Linked DNA regions of Homo sapiens: region 1 is linked to region 2. A link is an interaction called in ENCODE POLR2A ChIA-PET data of the cell type or tissue named here. Cell type or tissue: GM12878. All regions are shown on one strand. Links, peaks and the distances in the headings refer to the core of each region. The heading gives the core; the rest is flanking DNA.

Region 1 (2,908 bases), core at 283-2,782, 180 kb after region 2:
GCATTCTGCACTCCCAACACAGCAGGCTCAGCTGTGCTCTGTTTGGAGGAGTGGGGTGGAGCAAGACTGAGTGAGAGCAAATGCAGTTCTAATCCTGGCCCCACCACCCATGTGCTGTGTGACCTTCTCTGGGCAGTGGCCAAGGTAGATGCCAGCTGCCAGGTGACAGCAGGCCTGCCGGGCAGAGCCAGTGGAGCCTGGCAGGAGCCACACACACCAAGGGGATGAAGTCAGGGGTGAGAAATAATCTTGGAGTCAGAGGAAGGCTTGCTCTGGGTGACATTCCTGGAAAGTTCTGCTCTGATTGGCTTGAGATTGGGGCTTCTGCATAGGCCTTTCCAGTCAAGAACAAGTTTATTAATAAACCCTGTGTCTGCCCCCTGCCCTCACCCTGGGGAAAAGGCAGGGCTTCCTGGGGCTCCTGGGGTGGTGAGTTCCATTGAGGGGGGACAGGGATTGAGCCCTTTAATGGGGTGCAAATGCCCTGCAGCTCCCAGATGACATGCTTCTGCCATAGACTCAGGGGCTTAGGAGAAATGCCAACAGGAGTGGGTGGCATGCATGTGAGCACATGGGTGTGCAAGCATGCATGAATGACTGTACGCATAGCGAGGTGTGTACACATGAGTTCCTGAACAAGGTTATCAGGTTATCACGGTAATAATAGACTCCTGGGGGCTCCTGGGTGTATGGGTATATATGGATTGGCCTGTAAGAATGTAAACCTACGCTAGGTGTGGTGGCTCACAGCTGTAATCCCAGCACTTTGGGTGGTCAAAGCAGGAGGATCTCTTGAGTTCAGGAGTTCAAGACCAGCCTGGGCAACATAGTAAGACTCCCTTCTCTACAAAAAAAAAAAAAAAAAATTGTTAAATTAGCCAGGCATGATGACACATGACTGTGTTCTCAGCCACTCAGGAGGCTGAGGCCGGAGGATCACTTGAGTCCAGAAGGTCAAGCCTACAGTGAACTAAGATTGTGCCACTGCACTCCATCCTGGGTGACAGAGTGAGACCCTGTCTCTAAAAAATAAAAATTAAGAGTGTAAACCTGTGTCTCAGCTGCTGGTGAGTGTATTCTTCATGTGCCCTTGTGAGCACCTAGGTGATGTGTGGGCGGCTGTGGGAGGAGGACTGAGTCTGAGGGTTGCCAAGGCCCTCCCAGGCACTTCCCTCTGCAGCTCATTAGCATCCAAAGGCTAAATTTACTGCATTTGCTCCCCCACCCGTGGGCTCTGACCTCATTAGGCCCCTGCTCCTTTCCTCAGACAGTGGGGCTGGGAAGGAGGGATGGCTCCTTTATCTGCAGTGTAGGATCCCTTGAGGGAGGAGGGAAAGTCCTGGGGGCAGGGGCAGGGGAATGCCAGGGCACAAAACTTAATATAGTCACAGGGCAGGCCGAGGAGGATGTTGTCTCCTATTACACCTGCCACCTGGCCCCCATCACATGATCAGCTCTTGCTGGCGAGTCATGGGCAGAGTGAGGAGCACCTACTCCTGGACATTGCAGGAGGCCGCACTCCACTCTGCCCCCTCCACAAATGGAGCCCTTCTCCCAGCTGATCCTCCTGGGAAGGGCAGGGTCCAGCCAGCCCTCTGCTCAGTGTGGCTCTGGCATGGATCAGCTGGGTGGTCCTGACCCCCAGTGGACCTGGTCAGGAAGGGAGGGAAGCTGCAGGGACATCCCACTGATCTTAGCATGGCCACCAAGGGACAGCTTCCTCTGGTGCATACCCTCCCCCACTTCCCTCTTGGTCAGAACCATGGCCCCACACTATGGCATTCCTGTAGGCAGAGCCCTAGGCTAGAACTAGGGGTGACAGCCAGGGTGAGAAAGAGCAGGGGTAGCCAGGTCAGCAGCCCCTCCAAGACTCTCCAGGAGACCAGTGTGGATGCAAAAGAAGGCAGGTTCAAAGTCAGCTCCTCCTCTAAGCCCCTCCTAGATAGGGCTCAGACTGAGGGGAGACACAGCCCTTACTCAGGGAGCCCCAGTCTGAGGGGAGATGCAGCCCTGTCCTCAGGGACCCCCAGTCGGAAGGAACTATCATGCTACTTGTCCTCTCTTGAGTTTCTTGTGTAACCCTGGGGGTTTTACTCAATATCTCAGAGCCTCTGTTTTCTTGTCTGTGTAATGGCAACATGGCCACACACCTCAAAGATGTTTGGTTCATGCCAGTCAGATCACAAAACCTGAGTAAAATGTAGCTATTCTTTTTCATTTGGAGTTTTCTTGTGGAAGAAATCATCGCATTTAGTCTTTCTTTGGAGAAGCCAGTTGCAGTGGGATCTTGTGTACCTCCCAGTCCTCTCCCAAAGACTAATGTCGTGATGGTCTGGCTGTCTTGACACACCTGGCCTTCCCAGGCAGCCCCAGGCTGGACATTTATAGTCAACAAATATTATGGAAAGTCAGCCATACAAGAGGCCCCAGGCCTGAGGACACCAGTGCAGCAGGGGTCAAGGCAAGCCCTGCAGCCACCCACCCCAGGCCAGTTCACTCCACAGCTATGGATGAAGCGGGGAGGAAGGCTCCCCCTTCCTCTCACTAGCTACCTGCCCCCCACCACTTGTCTGTTGACTTGGGGGACCCTCGACAGCTTCAGAGACTGGCTTCAGGGTACCTGGGGGATATACCCTCTCAAACCTGCAACTGTGAATGAGGATGGGAAGCTGCCAAGAGGTATACATGTGTGTGTGTGTCCAGCCCTGTCACAACTGAAGAGTGGAATTCCTTCCCACATGCACTGTACGATGATACCACACATGGCTGTCCCAGGGACCAAGGCTTTCTGTCCCTGGGACAGAGGGCCTAGAGGGCCCAGACTCTAGCTATAAATGCCCCCAGAAAACAGTCCGGTGGCTTCTGGTCATTTGCTTCTTAGGTACTTTGTAAAATTTATTCTTCTTGA
Region 2 (2,908 bases), core at 139-2,638:
GGGCAGTGCATGGACCTTGGGTATGTGTGGGTGTGGGGTTCACACCCCATATGTTCCCATCTTCTGAGAAGTCTAATGGCTGATCTGCATCTGCATGTACTGTGGGACAGGCTTGCATAGGACTGTGTGACTTGTGGGTGTGAGTGTGGGGATGTGAGGATGGGGGTTACATGTGCCTGTGGATTTCCAGTGAGTACACCTGTCTTAGACCTGAGGGATCTGGGTCTGTGGGCAGAGGTAGTGACATGCCATACAGGGCCAGTGGGAGTGTGTGCACTCGGTGAGTGTGGGGTGCGTGGGGTTGGTCTATGGTGGTGATGGGATAGGTATTGAGTGTGATACTGGGCTTGGGGGTTGGGGGTGAGTAGAGGTCACAGTAGAGAATGACCACAAAATTTCAATGTACCTTGATCTGTCTTTATTTTAATTTAAGCTCGGCCTCTGCCAGGGCTCAGGTTGCTGGGTAATTGTTGGTAGTAGGGGCAGAATTTAGGGCCTGAAGATGTCCTTGGAGGAGGGAGACATGCCACCTTCAGCAATGGTGCCTCAAGCAGTCAGGGTCAAGCTTGGCAGGTGGGGATGTAGGAGGTGCCAGGGAGGTCAGGGGTAGTGGTGCTAACATCCTGGCCTCTTGTCTCTGTGTGTTTCCAAATGACTGTGTGTGTGTGTGTGTGTGTGGGACATGTTTTGTGTCTGGTGTGTTTTTATGTATACCCATGAGAGCCTGTGATGTCTCTACATGTCACTTTTGACCTCAAATGTGTGTGACCTCAAAAGCGACTCAAATGTCTGTGTCTTCATGTGTGTGTATCCATGAGTGGTGCCACTGTATTCTATTTTATTTTTTGACTGAAGGAACATGCCACAGTCACATTTTAAAAATTGTACAAACAGAAACAACATTCTAGAACTAAATTTCAACAGTCACTGGTATAAATAAATGCCTTTGATATATTGTTCAAACCTAATTTCCTTAAGCGACTAAAAATATGAATTTTTTGTAATAATTTATTTCTTCTAATAATAAAATGAATCATATTGTGATCAGATGCCTTTATTATCACCATCTGAAAATAGTATTTATTTAATTATTCATTCCCTTTCTTCCCCACTAGGATGTAATCTTTGTGAGGGCAGGGGTTTATTTATTTATTTATTTAAGAGACAGAGTCTTGCCCTGTTTCCCAGGCTGGAGTGCAGTGGTATGATCATAGCTCACTGCAGCCTCCTGGGCTCAGTGGACCCTCCTGTCTCAGCCTCCCAAGGCTGGGACTATAGGCACACACCACTGTGCCTGGCTAATTTTTTGGTATTTTTTGTAGAGATGGGGTCTTGCTATATTGCCCAGGCTGGCCTTGAACTCCTGCCTCAAGCGATCCCCCCACTTCAGCCCCTCAAAGTGCTGAGCCATTGGCTTCGGCACTCTGTTCACGAAGAGGCATGAGCCACTGCACCTGGCAAGGGCAGGGATTTTGTCTGTCTTGTTCATGATTGTCTTCCCAAGACATGACCTAGAATAATGCCTGGCATTAGAAGGTGCTGAATAAATATTTTTAGTATAAGTGAAAGGGAAAGTATTTCTGAGAAAATGGCATTTAAGTAGAGGCCTGCAGGATGAGTAGGCGTTAACGAGCCAGGAAGGGGTGAGGACTGTGCTAAGCTGCAGGGACAGTGTGTACAAAGGTCCTGAAGTGCGAAGGAGCAGAGTGCATTCTGAGGAACTGACAGGTGGCGGGTGCAGCTGTGTATGTGTGTGTGTGTGTGTGTGTGTGTGTGTGTGTGTATGGCTTTCTCAGTCATTCGAAGGAGGTTTGAAAGTTGCCAGAGAGTTTTAAGCAAAGGAGTGACATGATTACAGTCATGTTTTAAAACATCCCTCTTGCTGCTGGAGGAGGCTGGATTCTGGGGCGGGGGTGAGAGTGAAAGCAGCAGGGCCAGGTAGGGATCTCAGGCGAGAGAGGGTGATGGCTTGGTCCAGGGCAGCTTCTATGAGGCTGGAGCTCCAAGGATAATCAGGAGTTTTTCAGCAGGAGACTTGGCAGGGTTTTGGTGATGGGCGAGGTGTAGAAGGAGTTCGGAAGGGAAGGAGAGGGAGCTGCTGGGGATGATTCCGAGATTTCTGAGTTGCTTAATTGGCTGGATGGTGAGACCATTTATGGGAATGGAGAATTGATACTTGCTAACGACAGGCACTTTACTGGCTGCTTCGCTCGCCCGGTAATCTTCACGGTCCTCTGAGGTGGGGCAGATGAAAATCCACAAGGAAACAGGGGCTCAGTGATAAAGCCTTTGCTGCAGGACTTACAATTGGTGCGGTGAGGCCCTCCTATCCAATACCATCAAGGCTTGTAGTTGGTTAGTTTGACAAATGATCATAAAGAAAGAAAACCTGTACAATGTAAAGATTTCATTTTAATTGGAGCCCTATGGATGTGCTAACATGTGCCAGCATTTTGATGTATGAATGAAGCCTTCCCCTGGGCACAGGCCCTCCTGTGCCATGAATGGTCTTCTGGCATAAACTAACCCATTATATTCACTTCTTTGGGTTCTGGTTTTGGTTTATTTAAAGTGGAGTGAGAACTTCCTGGCTCTTAAGAACCAATCAAGGGTAGATTCCTTCCAGAATAGGCCCTCCACCCTGCCCGCCAGCACCATTCTTTATAGTCTGTCTCTTCTATGCCTTGCTCAATGGCAATTTTTTCAGCTGTTTCCTGTTACCAAACTCTTCCAAAGTGTTCAACCTGGATTTTTAAGAAAAGAAGAAAACTCTTTCTTTTCACATCATATTTCATTGTTTTGTGTCATATTTTATTAAACTGCATACTTACAATAACAAGCACAACTGGCAAACAGGTTTGGGGACAGAAATAATGGCTTTTGGGACATGCTTGATTTGGCTGGTGGG

The links. Peaks named below come from ENCODE experiments on the same cell type or tissue, not always from the same donor. Only the 100,000 strongest peaks of a DNase experiment are listed, where the experiment ranks them.
Region 1: POLR2A ChIA-PET joins it to region 2 with 10 read pairs; 2 of 35 experiments call an interaction of 5 or more read pairs at or near these places.

The regions. Positions count from the first base shown.
Region 1 is chr6:43,992,854-43,995,761 of GRCh38, forward strand. The region is part of intron 1 of LOC124901321 (a long non-coding RNA gene); the gene reads left to right. SCIRT (stem cell inhibitory RNA transcript) reads right to left here. Exons shown (of 5, transcript NR_125864.1): 5 at 2,870-2,908. Among named protein-coding and RNA genes, the nearest start is that of LINC03040, 6.3 kb to the right of the region's middle. RefSeq lists an enhancer at 1,064-1,564. In GM12878, for the core only: no CTCF peak of the experiment used is centred there; a DNase peak (open chromatin) is centred at 1,366.
Region 2 is chr6:43,811,681-43,814,588 of GRCh38, forward strand. All of the region lies in intron 1 of LOC105375070 (a long non-coding RNA gene), which reads left to right. Among named protein-coding and RNA genes, the nearest start is that of LINC02537, 39 kb to the right of the region's middle. In GM12878, for the core only: no CTCF peak of the experiment used is centred there; a DNase peak (open chromatin) is centred at 1,691.